6 separate regions of the Homo sapiens genome follow, and regions 1, 2, 3, 4 and 6 are each linked to region 5. The links are chromatin loops, found by intact Hi-C in ENCODE. Cell type or tissue: PC-3. All regions are shown on one strand. Region 1 overlaps ATXN1 (ataxin 1). Region 2 overlaps ATXN1 (ataxin 1). Region 3 overlaps ATXN1 (ataxin 1). Region 4 overlaps LOC101928463 (a long non-coding RNA gene). Region 5 overlaps ATXN1 (ataxin 1). Region 6 overlaps ATXN1-AS1 (ATXN1 antisense RNA 1).

Region 1 (5,000 bases), 170 kb before region 5:
AGGAAAAGTAAGTTGTTAGGCCTGTGAACAATGGCAGAACTGAAATGGAGTCTTCACTCAAGCCTTGTGTGTGATTGTGTGTATGCATGTGTGCATGCGTGCATATGTGCACACTCACGCACATGCACAAACCTACACATTTGAGTGCACCAGTTTAAAATAAGAGAAAAAAGTGACATGAAACTCACTTCCCAATTTCTACCATCATTAATAATACATTTTACCAATTCTGATTTGTTCTACTATTGTGTCAAGGCTAGTTAATGTGCCCCATGCATTGGCAGACAAGATGATATTATGTGGAAATTGTGTCTTGTCTATTATAAGAACCTGAATATTTAAGTATGGGAGATTTTTGCCTGATATTCTTCAGTCTTGTCACTCACTACTGATTAAGCTTTGTAATCTATATATGGGCATTAGATGAATCCATAAATGAATGAATTGGTAGTTTCCTCAATGTTTTTTTTTTTTTTTTTTTTTTATCATAATGAAGATATTTCATGACCTTTTACCAGTCTTATCACATCTTGGAAAGAATTACTACATCTCTGAAAACCCTACCCAGGTACCTTCTTGTAGTTGGGCCATATGTTTCTCAATTCAGATATACCCTTGAGGTCCACTTTCCTTAGGTGGACATACACTTATGTACACTCACACACCCACATGCATACAATATAGAGAAAGAAAGGTAAATAGTAACCGACAGAGGTAGTGCCTGCTATTCTCTTCAGCGAGTTGTTATCCCCTCGTCCCATTCCACAAGATGGGTGCCACATTGAAGATGCAACCAAATTACATGCCCACACTCACAGTGGTTGGCCCTTTTGAAATTACTGGGAGATTATAATGATACAGACTGTGGGGTTGAAACAATTGTATTAAAATCAATTTTCTGCCACTTCCAAGTTCTGTGATCTAGGGCTGTCGCTTAATTAATCTCTCAGAGTTTGTTTCCTCGTGTGTCATATGGGAACAATAAACTTACTTTCACACGGTTGTTGAGAAGAGTGAATGATAACTGATACAAGAAATTCAAGTTTTGTTAGTTTTAATCGGACATCATAAGACTTTTAAAATCATGTAAATGTACATCCCTAATTGCTTGCAAGTGGTGCAAGGTGACAAGAGGAGCCACCTTTGTGGGAGGAGTAGGTGGCAACCTCTGATGACTTCAGGACAGTGACTCTCCACCTTGGCTGCATAGTAGAATCACTTGGGGAGCTTTCCAAAATTCTATTGCCTGAGCCATACCCCAGACCAGTTAAGTAAGGATCTCTGTGGGTGGAACCCAGACATTAGTACTTTCTAAATCTCTCTGGGTGGTCACAATGTGTAGCCAAGTTGGAGAACTGATGCTTTAGGGGGATTTAAAAGTCTTCACTCCTTGCATTGGCTGAATTGATGATAGCCAGAATTCTACAACCTACACTGTATTCTTTTTGCTTAAGATAAACAGAGTCTTAGGTATCATGCCAAAAGTCTATTATTTCTCTTGGTTATACACGATTTGGCATGAATTAGTTTATTAAGTTTTCTCCAAAGAGCCAATCTTAATGGGTGGGTGTCGGGCTTGGAAAGAGAACAGAGGTCTGTGGATATCTGAAGACAGGGGCTGTTCACTAGAGGGGCACAAACACAGAGGCAAATGCAACCCAAAGTCAGCAATTTCAAGCTACTGTTGCTTTTGAAAATTAGTTCTTGCAAAAGCACCACCTCAAGAGGTGGTTGGCTTCCCTGAAAGCTCAGCATCATGGCTCTGGTGGGTCATCATTCATGAAAACTTGCTGCATCTTTAAAATGTGGGATGAGGAAAAACATTTAAATAGTGGCTGAATACAGTCATAGTGTAACCAAAAGCCAGAAAATTAATTTTTAAAATAATGTATATTTTTAAAGTTTTGTTTTTTCAAGAGAAAAGACTAAAATCACTTCATACTCAAAATCTCTCTTACCTCTTTTCAACAATTGGTGCTGAGACAATGGAAAAAGTCACCTGGGACACATGCCAGAGAAAGAAGTTGAACCCTTACCTCACACCATATACAAAAATGAACTAAAAATGGATCAATACCCTAAATGTAGGAACTGAAACTATAAAACTTTTAAATGAAAACAGGAGTAAATCTTCATGACCATGGATTTGGCAATAGATTCTTAGATGTGACACCAAAAGCACAAACAACAAAAGAAAAAAATAGATGCATTGGACTTCATCAGTATCAAAGCCTTTGTGAACCAAAGGGCACTGTCAAGAAAGTCAAAAGACAGCCCACAGAATGGGAGAAAATATTTGCAAGTCAGTATCTCATAAGGGTCTAGTTTCTGGAATATATAAAGAACTCTTACAATTCAAAGAGAAAAAGACTAACAACCCAGTTTAAAGATGGACAAAGGCATTGGATAGAGATTTCTCCAAAGAAGATATATAAATAGCCAATAAGCTTATGAAAAGATGTCCAACATCATTAGTGTTTAGGGGAATGCAAATCAAAACCACAATGAGATACCACTTTATTATGGTCACCCATTATGATGGCCATAATTTTTTTAAAAAAGGAAAATAACAAGTGTTGGCAAGCTTGTGGAAAAAATGGTAATCTTCCTACCTGGCTGGTGGGAATGTAGTATGGTGCAATCACTATAGAAAACAATTTGGCAAGTCCTCAAATAGCTAAATACAGAATTAACATATGACTCAGTAGTTCTGCTCTTAGGTATACACTGAAGAGATTTGCAAACAGGTATTCAAACAAAAACATGTACATGAATGTTCATAGCAGCATGATTCATAGTAGCCCAAATATGGAATCATCCCAAATGTCCATCAACTGACGAATAAATAACAAAATGTGGTATAGCCTACAATAGAGTATTATTGAACCAAAACAAGAATGAAGTACTGGTACATGTTACAATATGAATGAGCCTTGAAAACATTATGCCAAGAGAAAGCAGCCAGACACAAAAGGCCACATATTGTATGATTCAGTTTATACACAACATCCAGAATAGACAACTCCTTAGAGTCAGAAAGTAGATTAGTCTTTGCCAGGGGCTGAGAGGAGTGGGGGACAGGGAGTGACTGTTTCATGGATAAGGGGGATGATGACAATCTTCTGGAATTAGATAGTGATGATGGTTGTTCAACATGTGGATGGAGTAAAAGCCACTGACTTACACACTTTAAAAACAGTTAAAATGCTGAATTTTGTTTTATGTGAATTTTATCTTCATTAAAAAATACCCCTTTGACCCCATCTCTTCTCTAATCCTGCACATATAGCCTTAAACCAGTCATTTTACCCTTTGTGATTCCATTTTCATCTTATTCTGTTTTTTCCTCTAATGTTCAACTTCTGCAAAGAGACATCTACACTGGTCTTCATTTCCTTTCCAGCCCTTCCATTCATCACTCCAGATTCTACACCTGACCTGGAAAGGTCTGTGTTAACTCAAACAGAAGCTTGGGCACCTCTTCCTTACTAGAAGGGCATTCCAGTGATTGACATTAGAAATCAAGTTCCCAGCATGGCCCTGCCACCAGGCTGGACTCGTCCATTGCACTGTCACCAAGGAATGTTAAGTCTTGGAAACAGATGGAGGAACTTGCACGGCGTTTCCCAGCAGGCACAGGCGATTCCTGCAAACTTAGGAGAGTGAAAGTCACACGAACAAGAATGTAAATTTGTGTGAGAAGACGTGATGCTGTTACTAGCAGAGTTAAAGTGCTTTTAACTTTGGATAATGGATAGTCTGCTCTGATTGCCTCGAAGGTGGATCTCCAAGCCCACAGAACGGTCTAAAAGTGGAAGGAAGCTGTATTAATCATTTATTTAATTTTCTTTCTTTCTCTCTTTTTCTGCTGGGGTCAGCAGGAATGGGAATCTTTTTTTTTTTTCTTTTTACATCAGTCTTATTATGATTATGATTATACTGAAAGACCTGGATGGGAGGAATGCTGCAATCTGAATTAAAAATAGCATTTTCTGTCCTCCCACACACAACACTTGAGTGCTCTGAATGCCTTTTATAAATGCAGACTTTCTGCCTGGCTAGATAAAAGAAGCTGTCACTTCATTTCCATAACGAAGTCATTCCCGGGAGAATTCCATTGTTTTAGCAATAGAATTTTTGTAAAAGGCCTCTTATTTTGCCTGAAAAAGGTAACAAAAATGAACTTTTGAGAGCTTATTCGACAAAACAATTAAGCAGTGAAGAGAGATTTTCTCCTTTTTTGATATATTAGGAGTTGTAAGTGTGAGAATCCCCTGAGCCATGATACTAGGATAAACCCCTAAATCTGCAAGATGAAGGAGGAGGGGAGAAATCCTGTTATTCTTTCTCCTAATAGAAATGGGGATATGCTCTTCCCCGAGAATATGTGTCCTAGAGCCAAGTGACACATAGATGATGCTAATTCTAAAGAGTTTTAAATATTTAGTCTTAAAGAGAGGTAGGAAACTTGTAGAATGCTCATGGTGTAAAGAAATTCCTTGGGGTTTTTAATGAAACGCGATCATCAGGTATTTTAACTGAGTTTCAGGACTCTTAAGACAAACCACGGCTGCATCTTGCCAGCGTCCTTTACTCATAAAATAGTAGTTGATATTTTTCTTTATTTGCATTGAAATTGCAGCAAGTGGAGTACAGGGTCCTTCATGATGCAGTGTGACCTGTAGCGAGCTCAGACAGGCCTGTGGACATGTGGTCACACTCAGCACCCCTCTCCTGTGTTTCCCCATCCCTCCACACGATGGATCTGTGCTCCAAATATGGTATCAAATCTTCAGCGCCACATTCATAGAAAGAAAGAATAATTGTATTTCTTGTTACTTACCCGGCCCTGCGTAACCCACATCAAAGTATACCTGTCTTTGGTGTTTCAACAGGTAATCCCTAGATATAATGCCAAGTGGCATTTCTGCTACATGGTATTCACAGTTAAGACCATTGAAATCCCAGTTTTAAGCTAGAATGCTTTTATGAAGCCTCCT
Region 2 (5,000 bases), 380 kb before region 5:
TTTGACCATTGTACATCTTCTTGATCAACAGATATTAAGAGTTAAACATCTAGTGCCTGAAGTCTGCAACATTTTTGATTGAAGAAAATGTTGGGAACCACTGCCGTTGATGGCAGTAGTCATGAAATTTTTTGAATTAACACATGTTATAGGTTCCAGAGTCAGCTGCCCTAAATTTTACTAGCTTTGTGACTTTGAGCAAGTTATTTAACATACCTCAGCTGTAAGAGTCTTTATCTCTAACGTTAAAATAATAGCCTCTGTCTCTTAAGATTGTTATAAAGATATGATAATGTCTGAACGCATGTAGCATGGGGCCAGGCTGATGGGATATACTCATGTTTAAATAGAAGCTATTGTAATGATTTTTAGCGGATGTGGCATATGCAGATGTATTTTAGATTTGACCCAGTGTGGACGATGAGTTCAAAAGGGAGAGTTGTACGACCTTCCTGTTATCCAAGTGAGAAATAATGGGGCCAGGGTGGGCAGGGGATAGGTTAGGGAAGGAGAGGGGAGAGGGAGTATGGGAAGGTGTATGTCCACTTTAGGTAATGAAGTGAGAAATGAAAGAAGCCACATTCTGTTTCATGCCCAAAGCAACAGACAAGGCACAAATTAGAGTGTAGGGAAGCCAGTTTCTGTGACTTGATGGCATAGAATGGTGTGGCTTATCTGGCAAATTCCACGCCCCGTAACTCCTGGAATTGATCTGGATAAGAATTCACCTTGAGTAAATTTTAAAAATTAATTTAATAAATTAATAGCCCCCCCTTTGAAACACAGAAAAATTAGAATTACAGCATGAGTATCTTTTTTTGCTCTAAAACAGTACAGCCCAGCAGTTCAGCCTACACCCATCACAGAGCTTTCAAAGGAATGTATACAAGAAAATACATATACAATTACAAATTTTAAAAATTAAGTAACATGTATATACTGTTAAATATTTATATATTGATGCTTAGAAAAAGATGGGACAAATGTTAAGTGTCAGCTGGGAGGTTTTTACTTTCTTCTTTGCCATTTCTGTATTTTTCAAAATGAATATGTATATAATTTTAAAATGTGTTAACACTATTTCAAAAGGAAAACAATCACAAAAAGGAATAGATTGGAAAAGCTTCAGGGGACTTGCTATCCTTGTCTTTTTGGGTAGCTGTTCTACAAAGGCGGGTGGTGGTGGGTGCCTCCCAGCTGTGTCTCATTTCAGTCAGCGGATGCTCTGCTAAATCTAGTGATGGGCGGCCTACCTCCGAAAGGTGGGTGGGAGTGAGGGATGAGTGTAGCAGTAGTACATGCAAATGGGGCCAGGTTTTGGTGTGTGTGTGTGTGTGTGTGTGTGTGTGTGTGTGTGTGTGTGTGGTGTGTGGTTTTTTTTTTCTTTCTTTTTTTCTACAGTCTTACTCTGTCGCCCAGGCTGGCATGGAGTGGTGTGATCTTGGCTCACTGCAACCTCCGCCTCCTGGGTTCAAGTGATTCTCTGCCTCAACCTCCCAAGTAGCTGGGACTAGAGGTGCACACCACCACGCCTGGCTAATTTTTGTATTTTTATAAAGACGAGATTTCACATGTTGGCCAGGCTGGTCTCAAACTTCTGGCCTCATGTGATCCACCCGCTTTGGCCTCCCAAAGTACTGGGATTATAGGCATGAGTTACTACGCGCGGCCAGGGACCAGTTAAGATTTGACGATTACATTTTATTGAATGTTTGCATCAGAGGCACCTGGAAGGCTTGTTTAGACCACAGATTTCTGGGCGCCAGGCCCAGGGGTTCTGATTTAATAGTTCTAGGGTGGAGCCTGAGAATATGTATTTCTGACAAATCCCTCCGTGAAACTGATGCTGCTGGCCCCAGGACCACACTTTAAGTGAGGGGTAGTAAGCGGGTGGAGAACTGCATGGAGGATGAAAAGCATCCAGTTGGATTTTATATTTGCTCCCCCTTCTTCATATACACACACTGAAATCACTCCACTCTATGTTTTCTCAGATTCTTTCCCTGTCTGGAATATTTGGTTCTCTCTTCATGTTCAGTCAGTAGAAACAAGAAGTAACTCTTGGATTGAGCAGTTTTCACACAAGTAGCCCAAATGATATTGACACATCATTTCTACACAGCATCAGCTTGTTCACACACATACGCCCCCAGAGGCCAATGGCGTCCTTTGGCTTTGTTCTCCTTTTTAAAAATTCAGTGAGTAAGCTAATTTTATAGGAATGTCTCAGAAAGCTATTCCTGTAAACCCAGCGTTTGTAAATTGAAATAGAGGAAGCGGTGCTGATTACCGCAATTGTATTGAAACTTATTCATGGAGCGGTCCCTCTAGATTCAGATAGTTTGGACAGAAACCCTCCAACTCTTCCCTTACCACTCCATTGTTTGGTAAAGTTTAATGTGCTCACATGGCATCTACTTTTTCAGCCAGGGTTAATACTCCTAGCGATTCTTTCACTGGAAGGGATGACTCAGAGAGGAAGAGTTGGCATTAATTGCTTCATCAACTATGCTTATTATGAGTCATCTCTTGCTTGTCTTAGTAATTCAGCTGGAAAAAGGAGAAATGTTATCTCTGGTTCCTGAGGCCAGCTTGGGCTTCAGTGAACTAGGATACTCCCTCGTAGCCATTTGTGAGTTTCATTCAGTTACTAAGGGAATGAACAGATTGTGAATCTCATTATCCTAGCAGGTACATATAAATCTATAAATGGCGAATGGCAGTTACTTCCTGATGTTTATCAGTGATGAGATGCCACAGGCAGGACGTTAGCCCTAGAAAGGCACTGTTTTGAAGGTGGCTGATTAAGGGGCAAAAGAAAAAAAAAAAAAGCAAAAACGGAGGGATATGTTCAGGTCCCTGCCTTTACTCAGTTCCCTCCCCTAGCTTCCAATTTGATTAACAGAGGTGTCGAGGGAGGAAGAGAACAATTTCCAAATAAAACTGCCTTTGGTTCTTTTTTTGAGTGTAATGTGGTAACTGGATTATTTGGAAACACGAATTTAGGTCTCTTACTTTCTACTTCTTGCGTTCAGTTCACTCGTGTCTTCCTGTTTGGTGTATACCTTCCCCTTCTGACTCAGTCTTCTCTATTTCTCTTCTCACTGTAGCAGACCACCGTTCTTCCCCTGCCTTAGGCGTTTCTCACTTGCTGTCTGCCTTGCGTGGCTGTTTTCACTCAAGCATGTTCACTGTTCCTTTGTACGGAATAGGGGTTATCCCCACAGACCCTCCAGGTAGAAAGTACATCTTTCTTTTCACTAATAAATTAGTTTATTATTAATAGTGAAAAGAAAGTACATCTTTCTTTTCACTAATAAATTAGTTTCTATTTAGGGAGAACATACAGTGAAATCAACACATCTTAAGCGTACAGCGCAATGAGTTTTGATGAATGCATACATCCACATAATCAGCATCCTAATCAAGATATGGGACATTTCCATCACCCCAGAGCCCCTCTGCCCCCTTCCTGTCAACTTTCCACCTCCCCGTCATCAACCACTGCTTTGATTTCTGTCACTGTAATTGAATTTTGTTTGTTCTTGAGCTTCATACAAATGGAATCAGTCAGTACTTTTTCGTATCTGCTTTCTTTTGTTCAGCATATCATTTTTGAGATCATCTGTATTGTTGCAGGTAGCAACAGTTAATTTAAAAAATGCTAGCCAGAGGCCAAGGCAGGCATATTGCTTGAGTCTAGAAGTTCGAGATCAGCCTGGGCAACATGGTGAAACCCTGTCTCTATTAAAAATACAAAAACTAGGCGGCAGCAGTGGCACGCACCTGTAATCCCAGATACTCAGGAGGCTGAGGTGGGAGGATCACTTGAGCCTGGGAGGGGTCAAGCCTGCAGTGAGTCATGATGGTGCCACTGCACTTCCAGCCTGGGCAACAGAATGATGTGTCGCAAAACAAACAATCTATATCTATATAGATATAGATGGTTTTTTTTTTTATTTTGTGAACTTACATATATGTGTGTATATATATATGTGTATATATATGTGTATATATATGAGTTCTTTATATAGTCTGGATTTAAGTCATTTATCAGAAATATGAATTTTTTCTCAGTGTTTGGCTTACCTTTTTCATTTTTTAAACTGTGTTTGATGAGCCCCTTTAAATTTTAATGAAGTCTAATTTATCATTTTTTAAGATATATGCTTTTTGTGTCTTTATAACATTTTTGCTTACCCTGTGGTTGCTAAGATGTTATCCTCCTGTTTTCTCCTGGAAGATTTCTAGTTTAGCCTTAACATTTAAGTATATGAGCCATTTCAAATTAAGATATGAGGTGTAGGGGTCAAGATTCAGTTTTTATTAAAATGTATGAAACAACAATTATTGAAGTGATTTTTTTTCCTTATGAAATTGCCATCACACCTTTGTCAAAAATCATTTGGTTTTATATGTGTTTTAAGACTCTCTGTTCCACTGATCTGCAGTCTGTACTTAGGTCAATACTATATTGTCTTGATTAAAATACTGTCATGGGCTGGGCTCTATGGCTCTTGCCTGTAATCCCAGCACCTTGGGAGGCTGAGGTGGGAGGATCGCTTGGGCCCAGGAGTTTGAGGCTACAGTGACTGCAGCATTGCATTCCATCCTGGGCAGCAGAGTGAGACCGTGTCTCTATTAAAAATAATAATAATAGGCTGGGTGTGGTGGCTCATGCCTGTAATCCCAGTACTTTGGGAGGCCGAGGCAGAAAGATTGCTTGAGCTCAGGAGTTTGAGACCAGCCTGGGCAGCATAGCAAAACCCCATCTCTACTAAAAATACAAAAATCAGCTGGGTGAGGTGGCATGTGCCTGTAGTCCCATCTACTGGTGAGGCTGAGGTGGGAGGATCGCTTGAGCCCAGGAGGTTGAGGCTACAGTGAGCTGTGATCATGCCACTGCACTCCGGCCTGGGTGACTGAGCTGGACCCTGTCTCAAAAATAATAACAATAAAATTCAAAAATAATGAATAAATGTTAAAATTAAAAACTAAAT
Region 3 (5,000 bases), 78 kb before region 5:
TGCACAACAAAGAAGAAGGCTTTTAGAAAGGTTTCTCCTATTGACAGGGTTCATATTCTATAGTTCACAATTCAGTGAATCAACATTTATATTAATTTCATCCGTTACAACCTCAGAATTTGCCTACAAGATCCAATGGCATTTTTACTGCCCTTATTTAGCAAGCCTATACAGTACTTCATGCACTTGGTCATGTCTTCAACTAATATTTATTGGGTGTCTTCCCTAAGCAAGATAGTGCGAGAGAGAGAGCTGAGTTAAAACATTCAAGATAACCTCAAGAAGCTGACAATCTACTAAGGGAGATAAGACATACATATTAATAAGAACAACTTAAACACAAAGGACAAGATGATATGTGGCATATCTTATCAATTAAATAATGTTGGACTTCAGAGGGTGAAGGAATTAGGCATGAAGGTATATCTCAACAGGGCTGTGAATGACTGGAAACAAGGTCTTCTCTCTTCACACTGTGAGCCAGCCACATCCATACTACGGTGACATTCATTTCTCCCCCAGGCCAGCTATGGGCAGAAGTTTAATTATCCTTGAACGTCTTCAATGATCCTCATCTTTGCCCTTGTTCCCTCTTTATCCTTTCTTTCTCCCCAATGTCTTAAATCCTGATGCAGCCAGGGAGATTTTTTTTTTTTAACCTTCAAGAAGGTAAAAAACTATGCCAGGGCAAAATGCCAGATCAATGTTGCTATTAATATAATCAGATATAAACTTTTTCCAGTTGGCACCAACAACCCTGGGCCTTCTCTGAGTACCACCTATAAACAGGGCTTCAATTTCCCATTTTTGCATACTTACTAATGTACTACAGATCTTGCACTGACTTTAATTCAATATCAATATTAAAGTCATATGAGGTAGTAGTAAATAGAGATAGCCATACCTTAGAGTCAATAAGACATAAAATTAGTTATGTTATTATTATTATTAATTATGCATAATATGTCATTTTCCTGAAGAGAACAGACTAATAGCTGATTTCAGCAAGCATCTTTAGGCTTTTGTTTTCAAATTATTTTACATCTTTTTCTTTTCTTTTCTTTTCTTTTTTTTTTTTTTTTTTTTGACACAGAGGTCTCACTCTGTCACCCAGGCTGGAGTGCCGTGGTGTGATCTCAGCTCACTGCAACCTCCGCCTCCCAGGTTCAAGCAATTCTCCTGCCTCAGCCTCCCAAGTAGCTGAAACTACAGGCATGTGCTACTACACACGGCTAATTTTTGTATTTTTGGTAGAGACGTGGTTTCAGCATGTTGGCCAGGATGGTCTCAAACTCCTGGCCTCAAGTGATCCGCCTGCATTGGCCTCCCAAAGAGCTGGGATTACAGGCGTGAGCCACTGTGCCTGGCCACCCACCTATTTTCCATCTTTAGCACTGGCCGTTCTCATTCAAAATACGTACTGCTACACTAAGAGGAGACTTAACTTCAAATTCACTTTGCTCCACGGATGTTGTATATGACCTGAATAGATGTAATTCTGACAAGCTTGTAGTTCATTGGAGGCTCACAATTTGAAAGAAATGCATGATTAAGACTTTAGAACATAAAGAAGATTCTAGTAAAACAAATGATTGCACCCTTTTGGATTTTTTGCATATTATCTTTATGTAGGGAAGGGAATGATATGTTAGAAAGAATCCTCAAACAGGTTTAGACAAATCACTGGTTGAACCATAATCTCCAAAATATCGCTACATCAGAAAAAGCCCAACATAGCCTCTGAGGTATTCGTCAGAAATCCCAGTGCAAGCATTAGGAAAGAAATGTACTCCCTGCTCCTCACCTTTGTAAGTCAGATTTAGTCTTCACTGTTCATTTCAGGTTCTCTGCCTCCATAGGGGTCCCTTCAGCACTTGTTTGGTTCTCTAATTGGCTTATGATAGTGGGTCTTACATCATCAACTGGATTGTAAATTCCTTCAGAAAGAGATGTCAATTAAGTACACAGCAGAGTCACAGTATTTCAAAATTGGAAGTCATAGTAAGGGGGAAGGAGGGCCGCTAGATGCTGTGATTCACACGGCGTCATAGTAAGCAAGAGGCCGAGGCAGTGCCAGCACCCAGGTAGGGCTCCGGTGCCACCCTCTGCTTCATCCTCTGCCAAGCCTATCACGACGGTCGTTCAGCTCATGCTCTCCATGCACGTCTGGTGATTTGATGCTCATCTTTGCCAGCTTCAGAGCATCACTGGACACATGCCCAGTCTTGAAGGGTTAATTTTCAAGTACCAAGCATGCTTTGGACAAACTCAAATCTGTTCCTTGTTTTCGCTCAACCCGCAACCAGCATCATCAGCCCAGACGCAGCTTCCCCAGAAGGCCAGCAGGTGGAGCACAGTTTTGTGGAACTTCTCTAGAACTCGCTGTTTAAAAGCCGCAAACCAAGACATGTGAGGCTGTGGGGTGGGGGGCAAAGAAGAGCCCCAGATTCTGCACGTCTGGAAGCTTTTAAAATTGTCTTACAACAATTTTAGACCTACAAAAGCCAGCTTTTGAAATTGCATAAACGGCAAGTCGAGTTCTTTTTTTTTTTTTTTTTTGAGACCTAGTCTTACTCTATTGCCCAGGCTGGAATGCAGTGGCACGATCTTAGCTCACTGTAGCCTCCACCTCCCAGGTTCAAGCTATTCCCCTGCCTCAGCCTCCCGAGTAGCTGAGACTACAGGCGTGAGCCACCACGCCAGGTTAATTTTTGTATTTTTAGTAGAGACAGTGTTTCACTATGTTGGCCAGGCTGGTCTTGAACTCCTGACCTTAAGTGATCCACCTGCCTCTGCCTCCCAAAGTGCTTTGATTAGAGGCATGAGCCACGGTGCCTGGCCAGCAAGTCAAATTTTTAATTAGACTTAAAATGTTGGTGCTCATAACAACTACAGTTACTGTGGTTTTTTTTTTTTAGTTTCATAAAGAGGACAGACGCTAAGGCAATTGTGTGGAACAGAGCAGCTTCTCGGGGTAACCATCTCCTGCTGATGTATAAATATCGGGGCAAAACTGAGTAAGTTTTAGAAAATAAATGTCAAAGCAAGTCCGAGTCATTTATTCCTTAGCAGGAAATATCGATCCTGTGACATTATTTGATTATAATGACTGTTTCTATTAGGTTAAATGACTGAGGTATACTTAACCAGTTTAGGTGAAGAATGAGGCTCATTGCACCATTTGATTGACTAAACCTTAGAACCCATGTATTCTTTTTATTTGTTCAGTCACCAATTTTTATGAAGCACCTACTGTGTGCCAAACACCCTCTTGGGTGCCAAGGTAAGAATTAAATTTTGGAATTAAGCAAAGCATGATGGCTCATCCATGTAGTCCCAGCTACTCAGCAGACTGAGACAGGAGGATCGCTTGAACCCAGGAGATTGAGGCTGCAGTGAGCTAAGAACATGCCACTACCCTCCAGCCTGGATGACAGAGACCTCAACTCTAAAAAACAGGTTTTTTAAAATTGGAATTAAACACACTTGGGTTCAAGTTCTACTTCAGCTACTTATTAGTTGTGAGAAAATAAATGTCAAATGTTTTTCAATTTGCATAAGTTATTTAACCACATTATCCTTACTTTCCTTATCATTAAAACCCTGAAAAGGTTGTAAGTGACAAAATACGTGATACACACTTAGTGCCTGTCAGATGATAGGCCTGAGTTACTGTTAACTTTTTTTTTTTTTTTTACCATCCTCATCATGTTCCTCATTCTCATCTTCTTCCAGGGTTCTCACTTGATGAAGGAAAGTATTTAAGACAATACTTCTTTAACATACTTAATAATGGAATGGATATAGAAATGGGAGAAATCAGTGTGAAAGCAGGCTTTGGTGAGGCCACTATTTAAAATAACTATAGTTTATTTAAAGGAGACACGAAGTAACTGAGATTTCACAAGGCCCCAGACCCCCTTCTCGAATGTTATTATCAACTCCCGTTTCTGCCCTGTGATGTCATGAGGGTTGATGATCGGTTCTTCTTTTATTTTGTTGCCAAGTACAGCAGGGATATGTGTCCTCTCTATTCCTGAGTGGTGAAAGTTCTCTTCTGAGACCACAAAACATGGTGGCCTCAGGTTCTTTATGGCCCCACGGTCTCTTCCTGCACCCCTCCCCAAGGGGCTGGGTTGGTAGATATTCCTAATGTTATATCCCCTGTTGTTGACACCCCCATGCCCCCAATCCCGCATGCCTAGCAGATGCACCTTAACCCAACCACTCTGGGTCAGTTCCTTCCTCACACAGCAAGCTGCTAAGAAGGTTGAAGAATTACTGGACTTCAGATACCACATGGCACCATTATCCCTGGCAGGTTTCCTGTCACTGCCTGTTTCTTTTTCTTCCAGGAGGCTCATCAAACAGGCCTCCACACAAACAGAACATCCATCCACTTCACAGGCCACCCAGACGTATCCAGAGATGCCCAGATGAGACCTGATTTGCCTGGGTTAACCGTGTGTCTGCAGCTCAGACCCTCCAATGGGGCTTCTAGCTACATAGTCTAATGATGAAAAGCTACTGGCCTGGGATTTAAGAGCACAGCTTTCTAGCCTAACTCCACAACTGTGCCCCTGGGAATTTTAGTCTCCTCTCTGCATTTCAACTTCACCAACTAAATAAGTACCTTTTAATATCTAATTGAATTGATATGCTATATAAGCAAACCAGATGTTGTGAGTAAAACCAGCTTCAGCATCCAAAAGTTGATACAGATACTTTTGAGGAGCATGTTTCAACATATTCCTTAGGACAGCCTTACTATGAGAAGGTCATCTCTCAGTGATTTCAATGTGCCATTGGAAGAAGAGCTTCTGCCATTTAAATGTCCAGTTAGGCACTGGTGGACACAGCAGTATCCTTCCCATTCATTCCGACCATATTATTTTGAATCATAAAGGCATATCCTTAGAGGAGAACATTTAAAAAATTTAATAATGTATTTGTTTCATTAACATGAAGTTAAGACTTTAAGATAAGGGTAGTGCCCACAA
Region 4 (5,000 bases), 760 kb before region 5:
TAAGGTTACACATGGCAATTTTCACACACTGATATTCTCACAATTAAAGAAAAGTAATATTTAAATGATTTTCACTGCTTCCAATTTTGGCAGTACATGGGCAAAAAGCACTGAGACTTTTCGAATTAGTGGTGTGATTTTTCCGTGCTGGCCTTGAACATATTGTTTGACGCTCCAGGGGAGTTTGGCTGCTTGAAGAACTGAAAAAATGAGGGGAAGAACAAAGCTCTCTCAGAAACTTGATTTTTTTCTCCACTGGAATGTGGTGGAAAGAATGCTGGGCCGGCTGGGTCCCTTCTGATCCCAGCCCTGTTCTGTTACGGAGCAGCCTTGAGGAAGCCATTTAATCTCTGGGGGCTGGACTAGGAGGTACTGGATGTTTAATAGTTCCTGGAGCTCTGGTTCTCAAAGCGAGGCACTACAGCATCTGTTTTAGAATAGCCTCTGCTGCTTGTCATCAATGCATATTCCCAGCAACAAGAACAAGGGTGCTGGATTGGAACCTGCAGGACTGGTGCCTCGGAATCTGTGTTTTCAACAAGTACCTCAGGTTATTCACATGTGCAGGGATGACTGACACATTGCAGAGAGCAGAGCAGAGAAGAGAAGAACTTGGGCTTCCGAGGGAGACTGACCAGGTTTCACCTTTGACCTTGGGACGTTATTTCACCTTCCTAAGTCCTAGTTTACTCTTCTTTAAGAAAGGAGATAGTAGGCCAGGTGCAGTGGCTCATGGCTGTAATTCCAGCACTTTGGGAGGCTGAGGCGGGCAGATCACCTGAGATAAGGAGTTCGAGACCACCCTGGCCAACATGGTGAAACCCCGTCTCTACTCTAAATACAAAAAATCAGCCGGGCATGGTGGCGCGTATCTGTAGTCCCAGCTGCTTGGGAGGCTGAGGCAGGAGAATTGCTTGAACCTGGGAGGCAGAGGCTGCAGTCAGCCAAGATTGCGCCACTGCACTCCAGCCTGGGCAACAGAGTGAGACTCTGTATCAAAAAAAAAAAAAAAAAAAAAAAAAAAAAAGAAGCTAGTAATAATACCTATCTTCTTTCTAGGGTTATTGGGAAAATTAAATTAGAAAAAAAAAGGCCTGAAAAGTGCTTCCTTCACAATATTCCTGCACAATAGTTATGCAATATATGGCAATTGAGATGATCTACAAATTTGTCATTTAGGGTAGATGTATTTTTTATTGTAAAGTAGATAAAATTATAAATTCTAGCTGAAATTCACAAATTTATCAAATTAGCTTTACTGCAAGTGAAGAAAAAGTTTTTTATCAAATAATCTGGTTTTTCTTTTCTTTGTTTTTTGAGACGGAGTCTCGCTCTCACCTAGGCTGGAGTGCAGTGGCGCAATCTCGGCTCACTGCAAGCTCTGCCTCCCGGGTTCACGCCATTCTCCTGCCTCAGCCTCCTGAGTAGCTGGGACTACAGGCGCCCACCACCATGCCCAGCTAATTTTTTGTATTTTTTAGTAGAGACGGGGTTTTACCGTGTTAGCCAGGATGGTCTCGATCTCCTGACCTTATGATCCGCCCGCCTCGGCCTCCCAAAGTGCTGGGATTACAGGAGTGAGCCACCTCGCCTGGCCAAATAATCTGGTTTTAAACAGGACTTTTTTTTTAAACCATGAGTTTGACTACATCTCATTTTTAGACCAACATAATTCAACTGATATATCAAGCCACAAAGCTTTAGGAAAATCAGGGCTGGGTGTGGTGGCTCATGCCTGCCATCACAGCGCTTTGGGAGGCTGAGGCAGATTAACTGAGCCCAGGAGTTCGAGACCAGCCTGGGCAACATGGCGAAACTCTGTCTCTACAAAAAATACAAAAAATTGGCTGGGAGTGGTGGCATATAGTCCCAGCCACCTGGTCAGCTGAGGTGGGAGAATCACCTGACCCTGGGAGGTTGAGGCTGTAGTGAGCTGAGATCGCACCACTGCACTGTAGCCTGTACTCCAGCCTGGGTGACAGAGTAAGACCCTGTCTCAAAATAAAAATAAAAAGTAACAAAAAAAGGAAAATCAGAAAAGTGTGCAAGTACTGTGTGGCATATATCACCAACTAGACTCAAGCATTACCGTCGTCGCAGTGGCTGTCCCCGCTGTTCCTCTAGGGAAGCTCCCTCCTGAGCATGGATGGGGTTTGCATAAGTCCCATGATTCTCGCTTCTTTTGCTCACACCCTCCTTCCCTCTGTCTTCTCTCATTTGGCTCTGCAATTATAGCAGCTACAGAGAGCTGCCTGTTCTCTATTCTTTTTCAGAACAAGCTGCAGTGAGGACCTGATAGTCAAAATTACTTGGAGGAAAATCACAGCTCTTCTCCCCTAGAAAGTCTGCTGAGTCTCACCAGGAGAATCTCACAGGGAGGCTGCCACGAATTCTCTCTGCAAGGACTGTGAAACTCAGGTACAAGCCTAGTAGGGTGGGAGTTGGGTGGGGAAGCAAGGAAGGGGCAGGGGGAGGCGGGGGAGAGAGAGAGAGAGAGAGAGAGAGAGATGGATTGAGAAAGGTTTGGGACACCTTTCCCAAACAGATGATGGATTGAGAAAGGTTTGGGACACCTTTCCCAAACAGATGAGTGTGCTGGGGACCAGCCTCCACTGGTAAAGAGAAATTCCATTCTTCAACCTTCCTCTGCCTGAAGGGGCTTCATCCTCACACCAGGTGGCACCAGCGTCATTGCTTGCAGAAGTGGCTCTGCCACTTTTAATTTCTGAAACGTGTATTATGCACCTATTAAGTGCTCAGCTGGGCCCTCCTGTTGGCCCACCTTTCAGCTGTGAGTCGGCAGATGGAATCCTTGTAATGACAACCATTAAGCCAGTAGAGGAGCCCCGGTGAGACTGATGCACTGCGAATATGAAAATGTCATTTATTCTTAAAAAAAATAAAATAACAAAGTCGGTGCCATCTTGGAAGGGGAATGTGCCAGTGGAAAGCTCTAGCTCAGTTTGTAAATGGTCCTGTGCAGCTACTGTTCAGGCCAGTTTTTAAATGTGGTTACTTACCTTGCCACCACACTTCCAGGTGCTAATATTAAGTAAGAGTGTCGGTCAAAAAAAGGTTATGCTGTTTCACATTCCACAGGGTACACAGTTGGCCCTTGGTATCTGGGTATCTGGGTATCTGGTGTCTGCAGGTTCCGCATCCACAGATTCAGCCACCACAGGTTAAAAATTTATAAAATAAGAATACAACAATAAAAAATAATGCTAATCAAAAACAATACAGTATAACAAGTACTTATATAGCATTTACACTGTATTAGGTATTGTAAATAATCTAGAGAGGATTTAAGGCATATGGGAGGATGTGTGTAGTTTGTATGCAAATGATATGTCAGTTTATATAAGGGACTTGAGCATCCATGGATTTTGGTGTCTGCAGGGTCCTGGAACCTGGGGAGATCGAGGGACAACTGTACATCAGCCTGCTGAGAAATGTTTTGCAGGATTCATGATTGGGATCTTCGTACTAAGCCTTTCTTGAGGGAGTGTCTCAGACTCAACCAGCCTCAATTTTCCCATGAATCCTTCTTCATTGCCTTCCTAGATTGCTACTCCGCATCTCAGCTGACCCCATACAAACAAACTCCAATAGTGTCTCCAATCGCGTGCTGTGTTAAATTTTAACTTTATAACCAACCATCATTTGCTACTTCCATCTAACCAAGCCAGTTTCCTTATGATGCACACACTTGTGTTTAGCTCACAATTTGTTCTACATGCTTGCTTATTTATTCATTCAGCAAGTATTTATTGAGCCCCAACTGTGCACTAGCTGCTGTCTCAGGTGCTGGGGAGACAGGAAGATCAAAATAAAACCCCTGCCTTCAAGTGCCTTATTGTTTAAGGGTCAACAGAATAAACACATAAGTGAATATATATCATGTGAGGTGGTAAAAAGGGCTGGGCAGAAAATAAAGGTTGGAAAAGGATGGAAAGTACTGGAGGGTGGTGTGATTTTAGGCTGGAGCGTCAGGAAAAGCAGAGAAGAAATGACTGTTACAGATGGAAGTGAGTGGAATGCTCCAAGCAGAGGGAACAGCAAGTGAAAGCGCCCTGTGGTAGAAGCATATTTGGCACATGTGAGGGACTGCATAAAGGCCAATGTGGCTGCATGGGGGTTTGGGAGATGTAGGGACAAGGTCAGAGAGGTAGCCAATGTCAGCATCATTGCTGTTAGGACTGGGTGGGACCCCAAAAGAAGTATTAAATAGTACCATCTAGTTTTTGTTCTTGAGGAGGTCACGTGTTAATATACTGATTGTTTGAGGTACAACAGAGTCAAAAAGGGGATAATTTATCGAGGTACAAGCCTAGGATATGGGTTGCTCCTGTTGCCCCTAAGTCTACCACGCCTGCACAGATCCTGCTAGTTCTTTCTTTTTTTTTTTGAGACGGAGTCTCGCTCTGTCGCCCAGGCTGGAGTACAGTGGTGCGATGGCGGCTCACTGCAAGCTCCGCCTTCCGGGTTCACGCCATTCTCCTGCCTCAGCCTCCCAAGTAGCTGGGACTACAGGCGCCCGCCACCACGCCCGGCTAATTTTTTTTGTATTTTTAGTAGAGATGGGGTTTCACCATGTTAGCCAGGATGGTCTCGATCTCCTGACCTCATGATCCACCCGCCTTGGCCTCCCAAAGTGCTGGGATTACAGGCCTGAGCTACTGCGCCCGGCCAGATCCTGCTAGTTCTTATTCCATTTGTAGAATTTCTCTGGCACTCAGCAGAGGATGATACCATATTGCATGACAAAATGCCTTCGTTTTTTCTTTTTTTCCAAATATAGTTTACTTTACAACCAGGTGGTGTTCTTAGTGATGGGGATGTTGCTCAGACATTGATGTAACTTCAGCAAACACTGCAGCAGGGAACATTCTTCTCCCCTGACAGGTTTTATAGCTAACAGCATCATCAGTCCTTTTTAGCGCAGTCTCTGAAAACTTAAAAGGAGTAATTGAAGAATTCTCCACAATGGGAGGGCCTAA
Region 5 (5,000 bases):
CTTTGGGGGCATGCCTGTTCAGTCAACCATAAAGGCATCTAATTATAGCTATCATCCAATCCACCTTTCTCCATTCTAGATACTCCAAGCATGTCGGGTTTGGACCTGTTTTTAATGCTTGGCCAAAATGAAGTGCTTTCTGCCAGTGCACCACACAGGCCTTCCAGTTTAGTGATGTAATAAAGCTGGAAGGAGATTGGTGAGTCAGCACTTTGAGAATCCTTGACATGCCCAAGTAACCTCTGTCCTCACACCCAGGTATTCTGCCCTCTTCAGTGTTTGCATACGTAGTTTTTCCAGTCCTGGCACAAGCTCATCAGCCTGCTCTTCCTCTTCTTTAAAGCTGAAACCGTGCCCTGTTTGTCCATAGATATACAGGCCAGGCAGCCATGGGTTCATTCAAACTGAGAAGCACAGGATTGGGGGTGTAGGAAAAGCAACCCATTTTCTTGCCCTAGGTTTAAGATGTATTTTTAGGAGTTTATATATCAAATTCTAAGAGCATCTTCCATTCTGAGCAGTTGGCTGCTATTTACTGGACTTGCAGTCAGTGGGCATATATTCCCCACATCCCTAGCACAGAAGCATCTCATTTTCCTATCACTTCCCAAGCAGTCTGAATCCATGGTAATAGCAAAAAATTTCTCGAAATGAAATTATAGCAAAGAAAGAAGTGTGGAGCTTCCTTTGTTAAATTTCATTTTTCTTCCTGGGAATGATTGAGTTGTGTATAAAATTTATGATAATAGCCTTTTTAAAGTATATTTCTCTGCAGTTGTGTAAAGAACCAGAAGAAAAGCAGCATTTGTTATTTGCAGCCGTATTAGGTTTAGATGACCCCAGAGGAAGCAGTGGAGCATCACCTAAATATTAGATGTTTATCTCCGAGGCTCCATCAACTCTGTGTTTACGTACAACACCTAGTTTGGTTTCCCAGTGCCTGCTCCATTAGGAAGAGGCTAGAGATGTTTAATTTGCTTAAGAGTTTAGCAGTAGAAAATTTAATCGGATAGCTGCTAGGGTTTCTCAAACCTTACTGTGCATAGAATCATCTGGATATCTTGTTAAAATGCAGGACTGGGTGGGGCCTGAGAGTCTGCATTTCCAGCAAACTTGCAGAGGATGCTGATGTCACGGGTCGGAGGACCACACTTCGACTAGCAAAGCCTTATACCACTGGGCTAAATTTAGAAATTATGATAGAGAGATAGTTAATGTAGCTCTAAAGCGGCTTAAGATGAATGTATTCAGAACAGTGATTATCAGGCAAACCATGGGTAGCAAACTCTAAATACATTTGTCTTGATTCATCTATTAACTCTCCCTCCAATTTCCCTTTTCCAATAGGAATGTTTAAACAGTGCGATCTGCATATGTGGCTCTCTGGTAATTTGGCATTGATATAATTGTGCATGGCCCCATGTTTGGAAGAAATCTTTTTGTTGTGGCAGGTGCTTCCAGAGATAAACTCCTCGGGGGTCCCCTGGGAGGGCAATTCAGGACACAGAGGCCAGTTGTCTGCAACTAGAGACTCTAAGAGCAGAAATCCCACTCTCCTTTTTTCTTTTTTCTTCTTTCGTTTCTTTTTCTCTCTTCCTTATTTTCCAAATCTACTTTTCCACCTTCATAAGTTACTTCTTTGTTGTTTAGTCCCATGATCACCCGATAGACCAGGAATGTGGTGCCATCCTGGGGCGCCCTCTGGTGGTTCATTGAAAATACAGCAAGACCCAATCTCTACCCGTGGGTTTCCCCTTATCAGTACTGAAAGCTTACGGGGCCCAGAGAAGGGACACATACCTCAGCGTTAGAGAGCCCTGTCTGCTCCGTGCTGCACTGGTAAATAGCCCTAAATGTAGGAGGAGGATGGGTGGAAACTTTTATCGGTTTGGCCCCAGCTCGCTGCAACTGCTGTCTTAATCATTGTGTCCTTGATTTCTCATTGGCAATCTCTGGAAAAGATGCTGTTTATCAATGGATAAGTTTTCAGAAGAATAAATTTGGATTTGTGTGTTAAGGCCAATATGTCTTAGCAATCATTTCGCAGAAGACCAGTCCAGTGAGTCTTCAGGGCTGACTAAGCCGATGTCTCTCAAATAAACAGTATAATTAAACCTGAGCACTACTGAGAACCAAGTCAGCATTCTTTTTCAAATTTACGAAAGCTGGCTTCCTAAAGAAGTACCTTCAGAGGAGTTTTCTAGTTTTGTGTATTGTGCATTCAATTGTACAGGCAATGTTACATTTGCATTGCTAATAGACCCTTCCTGAATGTGTTTGACATTTTACTTGGCTTTGAAAGGACTTTTATGCCGCTGCTTTTTCTTCCCTAGTGCTGCCTTGGGCTAATTAACCTATTCCCTTACTGGCTGGGCCTACTATATGCAAATGTTCTCATTTTGCATTCTGACACATCACTCTTGCATAAATATCCCTCATGAAACCCTGTGGGGTTTTATTGGATCAGTGCTGCAGGAGGGCCAGCAGGGGGCGCATGGACTGGTTCTCTCTGAGTAGGTCTCACGCATGAGTTTTCCTTGCTCGTTGGTATGGAAATGTGGGAGCGTTTGGCATTCCCTTTCTTAAGAGTGAGTCTTGAAATTTAAAGATAAAAGTTCATTATTAGAACTTCTTTTTACAAGGGAAGGCTGTACAGAACACAGTTATTTGTCACTTACAAAAACCCTAGGTGGGCAGGGCGCAGTGGCTCACGCCTGTAATCCCAGCACTTTGGGAGGTAGAGGCTGGTGGATCATTTGAGGTCAGGAGTTCGAGACCAGCCTGGCCAACATGGTGAAACTCCGCCTCTACTAAAAATACAAAAATTAGCCAGGCATGGCGGCAGCCGCCTATAATCCCAGCTACTCAGGAGGCTGAGGCAGGAGAATCGCTTGAACCCGGGAGGCGGAGGTTGCAGTGAGCCGAGATTGGCACATTGCCCTCCAGCCTGGGCGACAGAGTGAGACTCCATCTCAAAAAAAAAACACCTGGGTTGCGAGAGTAAATAAGTGACATTACTCCTTCAACACTTCATTTCTTCAGCATAAGTGTTTTAGGGTTTTTTTAACCTTATTTTTCATTTCCGTCCCAGTCTTTAAGCGCCTCTCTTGTCATATGAGAAATTCTATTCTTACTGAAATGTCCTTTGATATCGAGACACCAAATTTCTAAACCTGCACCTTCCTAGATATCTGATCAAAATCATTAAGGATTGAGAACTTTCTGTTGTATCATTTGTCATTTCATTATGATGTTCATTGATGATGTTGGAGCAAAACCAATAAGGGCCATTAAATCATTGCCCCTTCCAAGCTGGCTGCAGTGGCTCATGCCTGTAATCCCAGCACCGGGAGGCCAAGTGGGTGGATCACTGAGGCCTGTTCAAGACCAGCCTGGCCAACATGGCAAAACCCCACCTCTACAAAAAGTACAAAAATTAGCCGGGTGTGGTGGCGTGCACCTGTAGTCCCAGCTACCTGGGAGGCTGAGGTGGGAGGATCACTTGAGCCCAGGAGGCACAGGTTGCAGCAAGCCGAGATCACGCCACTGCACTTCAGTCTGAGCAACGAAGCAAGACCTTTTCAAAAAAAAAAAAAAAAAAAGGAAGGAAGGAAGGAAAAAAATCATTGCCCCCTCTAAAAAATAGTTACAAAGTAGGGGGCAGAGTAGAGAAAGGGGGTTATGTTTCAGTAGGGATTTCAGTGTTGCTCCAACATGGACAAGGATTGAATGCTGAAGGCCGCTACTTTATTGTGTTTGTTTTAAAATCGGATCATTGGCTACACACAGTGGCTCATGCCTGGAATCCTAGCACTTTGGGAGGCCAAGGAAGGAGGATTTCTTGAGGCCAGGATTTCAAGACCAGCCTGGTTAACATAGCAAGACCCCATCTCTCCAAAGAAAGAAAGAAAGAAAGAAAGAAAATCAGATCATTGAAAAGAGGGTCTGGATGTGAGATACCAAAACCCAAGGGTGTGGAATTCCCAAAGCCCAATCCCACAGCTCTCAGAATCACAGCATGTTGCACTGTGCATACCTACAGCTGCTACCTGTGGAAGCAATCACATCCGCTGCTTGCTAGCCTGGGTCATGTCAGTTCCACTGATATTTGGCCTCTTGTCTGTTGGGCATTGGTTTGCCCACACAGCAGCAGTAACTCAGACTTCAGTGGTTAGTAAGAGACTGAGATACTTGACCATAAGAACTGGCTCCAGGGTCACCATTTGTATGTCCAGGTTTGAACACACTGATCTGATTTGTCTGAAAGAGCTGTCGTCTCTAGTGTTAATGGCGAGTTGTTACTTTCCAATGAGAAAGGGGACGGTGTGAAGGGGAACTTCAATGACAACTTGAAAAGGAAGAGAGAGATGGACAAACCAAGCATGTAACCCACTGAGAAAACATTCAGTGCACTAGCCCTATTTTTGTATGGTATTTGGGTTTTTTAACCATAATCAAATTCGGTTTTTAACAGTCTCACTCCGTCATCATATGAGTGGCTGTACTGGGAATTCTTTTGAAACTTGCAGAGAACAGGATTATTTCTGGCGGCCTCTGCTGAGTTGGCGTGTGTGTGTGTGTTTGTGTGTGTGTGTATTAGGGAGAGGAAATCGTAGGTCCAGTGTGGACCCAGAGCTAAGGGGAATCTTGGAGAGTAGTGGCTCTGGCAGATGAGGATTCAGAAATCGAGTGCAAGGACTGTTCTGGACTTTCACTGCTAACCTGCTTTTTCTCAGTGCCTGGCTCTGAGGGCAGGGTCCAGCTGGTGTCATGCTCTCCAAGGGCTTCATTTTATGTTCCAGCCAGGCAAAGGAGAGGTGAGAAATGGAACCAACATTTCTGAAAAGGAAATTTAAGAACTGCATCATCTGCCCTTGAAGAAGAAAAGGAGAAAAAAAAACAGGAGAGAGGGTATTGAGAACATCTTAGGGGAGTTGTTAACTCCATTAAAAAATATATGTGTTACAGTGTTCACTTGCCCAGTGTCTTCATAATCTTCC
Region 6 (5,000 bases), 430 kb before region 5:
GGACTAATCACACATTTCAAGTGCTCAGTAGACATAGTGGATAGTGAAGACCTAAAGTACCTTTTTTTCTTTGTTTTTAATTGTAGACAGAGTCTTATTTCAGAGGTGGGTACTATGAAATCACAGACTGTTGGCAGATGTTTGAGTACAATGACTTTAATTTCACTCTTGACTAATGCTAATGTCATTTTCATTCCCAGGAAGCCTGTCTTGCTACAGTTTGGTGGAGGGTCAAGAAAGATGATTCAGAAGTATGTCTTTTAAGAGTCTTGGTGACACGCACAGAGCCCAGTGACTTTAGTCTGGGTGTGGTGAGCTGACCTCAGAGTCTATTGTGTGAGTGTTTTTCACTTTTGAGTTTGTTTTACTTTTGTGGTCTCCCCAGCCTTATTTGTGAGTGCAATCTAAGGAAAGTATATTTGTTTTGCAAGCACACTATGGTTTGCTCAGATTTTTAAATGACATATGTAGGATTACACCCTCTTTATTCTGTCAGTGTTTCCATTAAAAATTCAAACTTTCTGGGATTTATTACACAGCCATAACAAATTGCTCCAGGCAGAAACTTGGCAAACCCTCTTTAGTGTGGGAGAAAAATTCTTTTCAGCATTTTAGAAAAGATAAAAATAAATAAATGTTTACCAACTCAACTTACTCATGTGATTTTGTGATAGGGAAGACATTCAAATAAAATACACATTATATCTTCACATTTGTTTGTCGTACAAATTTGAAATATTAATATTAGCTTATAAGTCAACTTTTGCTCAAGAGTTGTACAACTGTCCCCCCCGCCTCTCAAATTTTTAATGATTCTAATGTTTGATTCTCATATTTGGAAGTCTGATTGCTATGATTCTGGCAGGTGCTGGATCGCATCAACTATGAATCTTTGTGTTTCAACGTGGTAAAAATTAACAGTTTTCCAAAGGTAAGATCTGTTCTGCTCTGATCTCCTTGCACACTAAGATGTCTTACTCAATTTTATATTCTCAAGTCTTAGTTATTGTAGATGCAGAGTAAGTGACTGCTTGTAAATAAATAATAAATATATAAACATATTATCTAAGAATAACTTTGAAAAACCTTTAAAACTGTAAAAAATGCTCTGGATCTTTAGTCTGTATAATTTCCCTCATTTATGAATACCTCAAAGCACTACTGAAACAATTAAATGACTCAATGTTATGAAAGCACGATGTGGTTCCATAACTTTTTGGATACTTGGCTTTTACCAAGTATGTTATCTGCTTCAAGGGAGTTTTTGAGGATGCAATATGGAAGAGTAGTGAAAAGTATGAAATACTACGTAGGTATAACTGAAACCTAAATCCTCACCACTGCAAGCATTAAGGAGAAACCCCTAAAATTATTCTGAGTGTAAACACAGCAAAAGGCGCATGGACCTTAACCAACATGTATGACACCAAATGAAATTAAGTTACCTGATGTAGGGTCCAGTGAACTGACTCTGTTTTTAGATAAACAGGAGCTACTATTAGGGTTGCCTGATTCTGTGTTATCTTTGTTTTTGAGTAAAGCTAAGGCATCTTAGGGTTGCCTGATTCTGTGTTGTGTTATCTTTGTTTTTGAGCAAAGCTAAGGCATCTTTTTCACTTTTGAGGTCCACTTTCTTTTAAGAATTCAAGCCTAAAACTCTAAAGAAGTTTATCTTTATTTTATTCAACTTTCAATCTGTTCAGTTACATAGTTGTTATGACCTGGTAAGCCTATCTGTGTTTGCTCAGTTGATTTGCTTCATTTTGAACTACATAACAGGCTACTTCCAATGAAAACATATACTACAATGTAAAATCTGTCATGATTTGGAGAGACCTGTGCACTGGTTTTATTAAGCACTCTTGTGCTCCCTCTGCTGCCATGAAGAAAATGTTCATGTTCAAGACCCCAGTACATTCCTCAGCAGAGCATTCTTTTTTGGCAATAATGATGCAGATGTGTGCACTTACAGTGCAGTAGTATTTATCCAAAGCATATAACATAATAATTTTTCATTGAAAAGCACAAATTAATAAGGGCTGTACTTACTAAAAAGGAGCAAAAAAGAAATAAATAGAGGAATTAACTTCTGCACTTGTGCCCAAATTTATTTAGGTTGATCCCTGTGGTATAGACCAGTGTTCTTCACATGATAATGTGTTTAGAAATCACCCAGGGGCCTGGTTCAAAGGCAGATTCTGATTTGGTATGTCTGGGGTAGAACCCTTGACTCTGAATGTCTAAAAAGCTCCCAAGTGCTGCTGTGGCGACTTTGAAAACTACACTTTAAGTAAGGGTGTAATATGTAATTATATAATATATACTTGCTGGCCCATTTAACACCTTCAAGAGTAGATACCACCAAAACAGTAAAATAGATATGTGATTACAATTATTTTTCATGGTATTTAAGCAATCTATGACACAGGATACGAGTCAAGCTCATCAGGCCTTATTTATCGATTTCCTGTAATTTCAAAGGTTGACTTATGCTTTTACAAACATAACACCAGCCTTATGAGTAGGACTATAGTACTATATATTTGTCTACTAGCTTCTTGGAAGCTCTGCCCTTTTTCATTGAGTTTTTATTTGCACGAGAAAGTCTTGTTTCTAAAGAATCAGTGCCTGTTATTTGTGATTGTACACTTAATATTTTGCCATCTGAAAACAAAATATTTCAGTACTAAAGGTAATGAGACAGTTTCATGAGTATGGTGTTTATGTTGGATCTTGCAGGAAGAAATAGTTACAGATTTTGGTGGCAGTTTATGGCTTTAAACTTAATGGCTAAGAAAGTAAATGACACATTTCTTATTAATTGTTTTTACCATTTGGGTAATATACATATTTAGCTTCCTTGAGAGAACATTTAAATTAATTGACTAACTGTAATCTGAATTATGTGTTTTAATTTAAGGTTGTTAAAATCACGTAAATTAACTGCTTGTGCCAACGTAAAATTACAATATTAGCTTTTTTTTAACTGAAAATTATCTAAATGTAAGATGTCTAAAAATAGAGTGGAGGTGGATTGGACAGTTTGCAGATTATGAGTTGGAATAAAAACATCGCAGTTAAGCCAAAAACATGGCAACCAATATTTTCTGTTATAAAAATATTTGAGATGAATTTAGTTTTTATGAAAGCTGTCTGAAACTGAAATGAATAGCAGAAGCTTTCTGTTTATTCACAGTCCAGTAATAATAATACCTGCAGCACAAAGCATACGTCTTTTCTATATAAAGCCAACAAGCTTCTGCTCCTTTCTGAAGTCGTCTTTGCCAAGCAGGGTGTTGGGGGCGGGGGTGAGGATAGGGGTGAGGGGACATTTTACCCGGTTATGCTCTTACGTACTAACCTTCACCTTGACAAAGCTTGTCAACGAAAACAAAACCAGTCAGAGCCTTTTCAGGAAACTGATGTTAACTGTCCACTAGAGGCTGTAATGAGACCAACAATGTCACTTTAGACCAACCCGAGGTTTAAACCGTAACAATAATCGATTTTTAAATGGAAAAAAAAAAGTTGTAGAAATGAGTAAGAGTGAACACTAGTAGTTATACTTAAATAGCCACATATATGTGCATGGTATTTCAAAAATGTGAGAAAAAAATATTTCCGGGGCTCTGCACCTTCCTCGCTCGTATGTTTATTTTTATTTATGAAGCACGTAGGCTCTTGCAGGCCAGAGTTGTGTAAAAACTGACACTTTTTTTTTGGTCATCCTGTGCCCTGCCTCAGTTGGTGACTAACCGTTAGGTCATAAGTAAACTCAGCCAAAAGATCTCTCAAATACAGCTTACAGTCAAGATTGGTGGCTTTCAGAAAGAAACTTACGCGAAAGGATCATGTTTCCAGACACTTAGTTCTAAGCACCTGAAGAAGGTCAAATGTCGCCCGACACCTACCGGCCTTCCAGAATCATCTGCAACAAGAACGCCGCACTGAGCGCCCTTAGTCTGGAGGCGCCTCCTAGTCCTCCAGGTGCCACACCTGTTGGCAAGGTGCACCCATCCGAAGAAGATTCCTTCGCGTGGAGGTCACACCTGGCGGCGAGACAGGCGGAGGGGCGGGGTGGTGGGAGTCGGAGACCGCACTGAAACCCTGAGTCCAGATTTAAGTTCCTCGTCGATTCTCGAGAACTGCCATTTGATGCTCCGGTTGCTTTCTCTGTCTCCTACACTGGTTACCTCATTTCCGATTAAATTAATGATCCGAAATTAGCTGCGAGAGGAGTGCGCGGGTCTCCTTTCCAGGCTAGAGCGGAGTAGTTCCATATCAAAGCCGATTTCCGGACCTGCGTGCGAAGAGAGAAAGAGGGCAGGGTCGGGCGGTCGCCAGCGTTCGCCGGCAGGAAAGGTGAGGGTACCTGTGCAGTCGGGGGACCCCTTGAAACTTTCCGGAGTTGCACGCAGAGGCAATCCCCGCGGCCCCCAGGCCTGGGTTCCGGAACGCCGAAGCGACGCCGGTTTGTGGCTTAACGTGCAGCTGATGATCAGAGTGAGCCCTCTCAGATGCTGCTCCGAGCGCCTGGGACCAAGGACACGTCGGGATTAGAATGGGCCGACCTCCCCTCCCCGCTGGGGTGTTGCATCGGCTCCCAGCTGAAGCCTGACAGCCCTTGGGGGAGTCCCCCAGGTTGCCTGAGTAGCGCCCCGTTGTCGTTCAGTCCCCTCCAACTAGGTGCAGGGACCCAGGGAGGCGCGCGAGGACCGACCCGTCACCGCTCAAATTACCTCATCGCCCAGCTCCCCGCCCCCTTCCCAAACCTGGAAGGAACCTTGCCCTCCGGTCCGCGTCTCCCCTCCCCCGCACCCCATCCCGAGCCACTCTTTGGGAAAGGTGCCCGCCTCCCCGGGCGGCGCGCAGCGAAGGGTTAAGGGCGCGGGCCGGCCGCCGCGCGGTGCGCTCGCCGTGCTCTGTGCGGCTCGCCGGGCCGCCCGCCAGAGGGTGCCCCCCACCCCCATGAAGTCGGATCCTTGAGCTGCGGCGGCGGC

What was found. A loop is a pair of places that touch in the nucleus more often than their neighbours do. Peaks named below come from ENCODE experiments on the same cell type or tissue, not always from the same donor. Only the 100,000 strongest peaks of a DNase experiment are listed, where the experiment ranks them.
Region 1: it touches region 5 in a loop (5-fold over the local background); 35 of 110 quality-filtered maps call a loop at or near these places.
Region 2: it touches region 5 in a loop (5-fold over the local background); 11 of 110 quality-filtered maps call a loop at or near these places.
Region 3: a loop joins it to region 5, with 11 times the contacts of the local background. A loop is called at or near these places in 99 of 110 quality-filtered maps.
Region 4: it touches region 5 in a loop (10-fold over the local background); 35 of 110 quality-filtered maps call a loop at or near these places.
Region 6: a loop joins it to region 5, with 7 times the contacts of the local background. A loop is called at or near these places in 98 of 110 quality-filtered maps.

Annotation. Positions count from the first base shown.
Region 1 is chr6:16,496,223-16,501,222 of GRCh38, reverse strand. The region is part of intron 5 of ATXN1 (ataxin 1); the gene reads left to right. Among named protein-coding and RNA genes, the nearest start is that of GMPR, 260 kb to the right of the region's middle. In PC-3, no CTCF peak of the experiment used is centred here; a DNase peak (open chromatin) is centred at 2,752; H3K27ac peaks cover 1,089 bases.
Region 2 is chr6:16,710,547-16,715,546 of GRCh38, reverse strand. All of the region lies in intron 2 of ATXN1 (ataxin 1), which reads left to right. Among named protein-coding and RNA genes, the nearest start is that of ATXN1-AS1, 48 kb to the left of the region's middle. In PC-3, CTCF peaks have their summits at 2,167 and 3,728; DNase peaks (open chromatin) are centred at 1,746, 2,336, 2,456 and 3,836; H3K4me3 peaks cover 1,966 bases; H3K27ac peaks cover 3,432 bases.
Region 3 is chr6:16,407,212-16,412,211 of GRCh38, reverse strand. All of the region lies in intron 6 of ATXN1 (ataxin 1), which reads left to right. Among named protein-coding and RNA genes, the nearest start is that of GMPR, 170 kb to the right of the region's middle. In PC-3, a CTCF peak has its summit at 2,321 (motif pointing right); DNase peaks (open chromatin) are centred at 2,031 and 2,301; H3K4me3 peaks cover 651 bases; H3K27ac peaks cover 632 bases.
Region 4 is chr6:17,091,564-17,096,563 of GRCh38, reverse strand. LOC101928463 (a long non-coding RNA gene) reads left to right here. Exons shown (of 3, transcript XR_241983.4): 2 at 2,274-2,418; 3 at 3,400-3,848. Among named protein-coding and RNA genes, the nearest start is that of STMND1, 8.0 kb to the left of the region's middle. In PC-3, a CTCF peak has its summit at 2,678 (motif pointing right); no DNase peak of the experiment used is centred here.
Region 5 is chr6:16,328,993-16,333,992 of GRCh38, reverse strand. The region is part of intron 6 of ATXN1 (ataxin 1); the gene reads left to right. Among named protein-coding and RNA genes, the nearest start is that of GMPR, 93 kb to the right of the region's middle. RefSeq lists a silencer at 1,601-1,895 and an enhancer at 1,601-1,895. In PC-3, CTCF peaks have their summits at 1,696 (motif pointing left) and 2,471 (motif pointing right); DNase peaks (open chromatin) are centred at 232, 1,702 and 2,482; H3K4me3 peaks cover 377 bases; H3K27ac peaks cover 1,162 bases.
Region 6 is chr6:16,761,652-16,766,651 of GRCh38, reverse strand. It overlaps ATXN1-AS1 (ATXN1 antisense RNA 1), which reads right to left. Exons shown (of 3, transcript NR_136240.1): 2 at 4,373-4,533; 3 at 1-4,300. Among named protein-coding and RNA genes, the nearest start is that of ATXN1, 2.7 kb to the right of the region's middle. RefSeq lists an enhancer at 3,539-4,738 and silencers at 4,739-5,000, 4,876-5,000. In PC-3, CTCF peaks have their summits at 1,880 (motif pointing left) and 3,464; DNase peaks (open chromatin) are centred at 271, 1,861, 3,741 and 4,891; H3K4me3 peaks cover 4,390 bases; H3K27ac peaks cover 4,931 bases.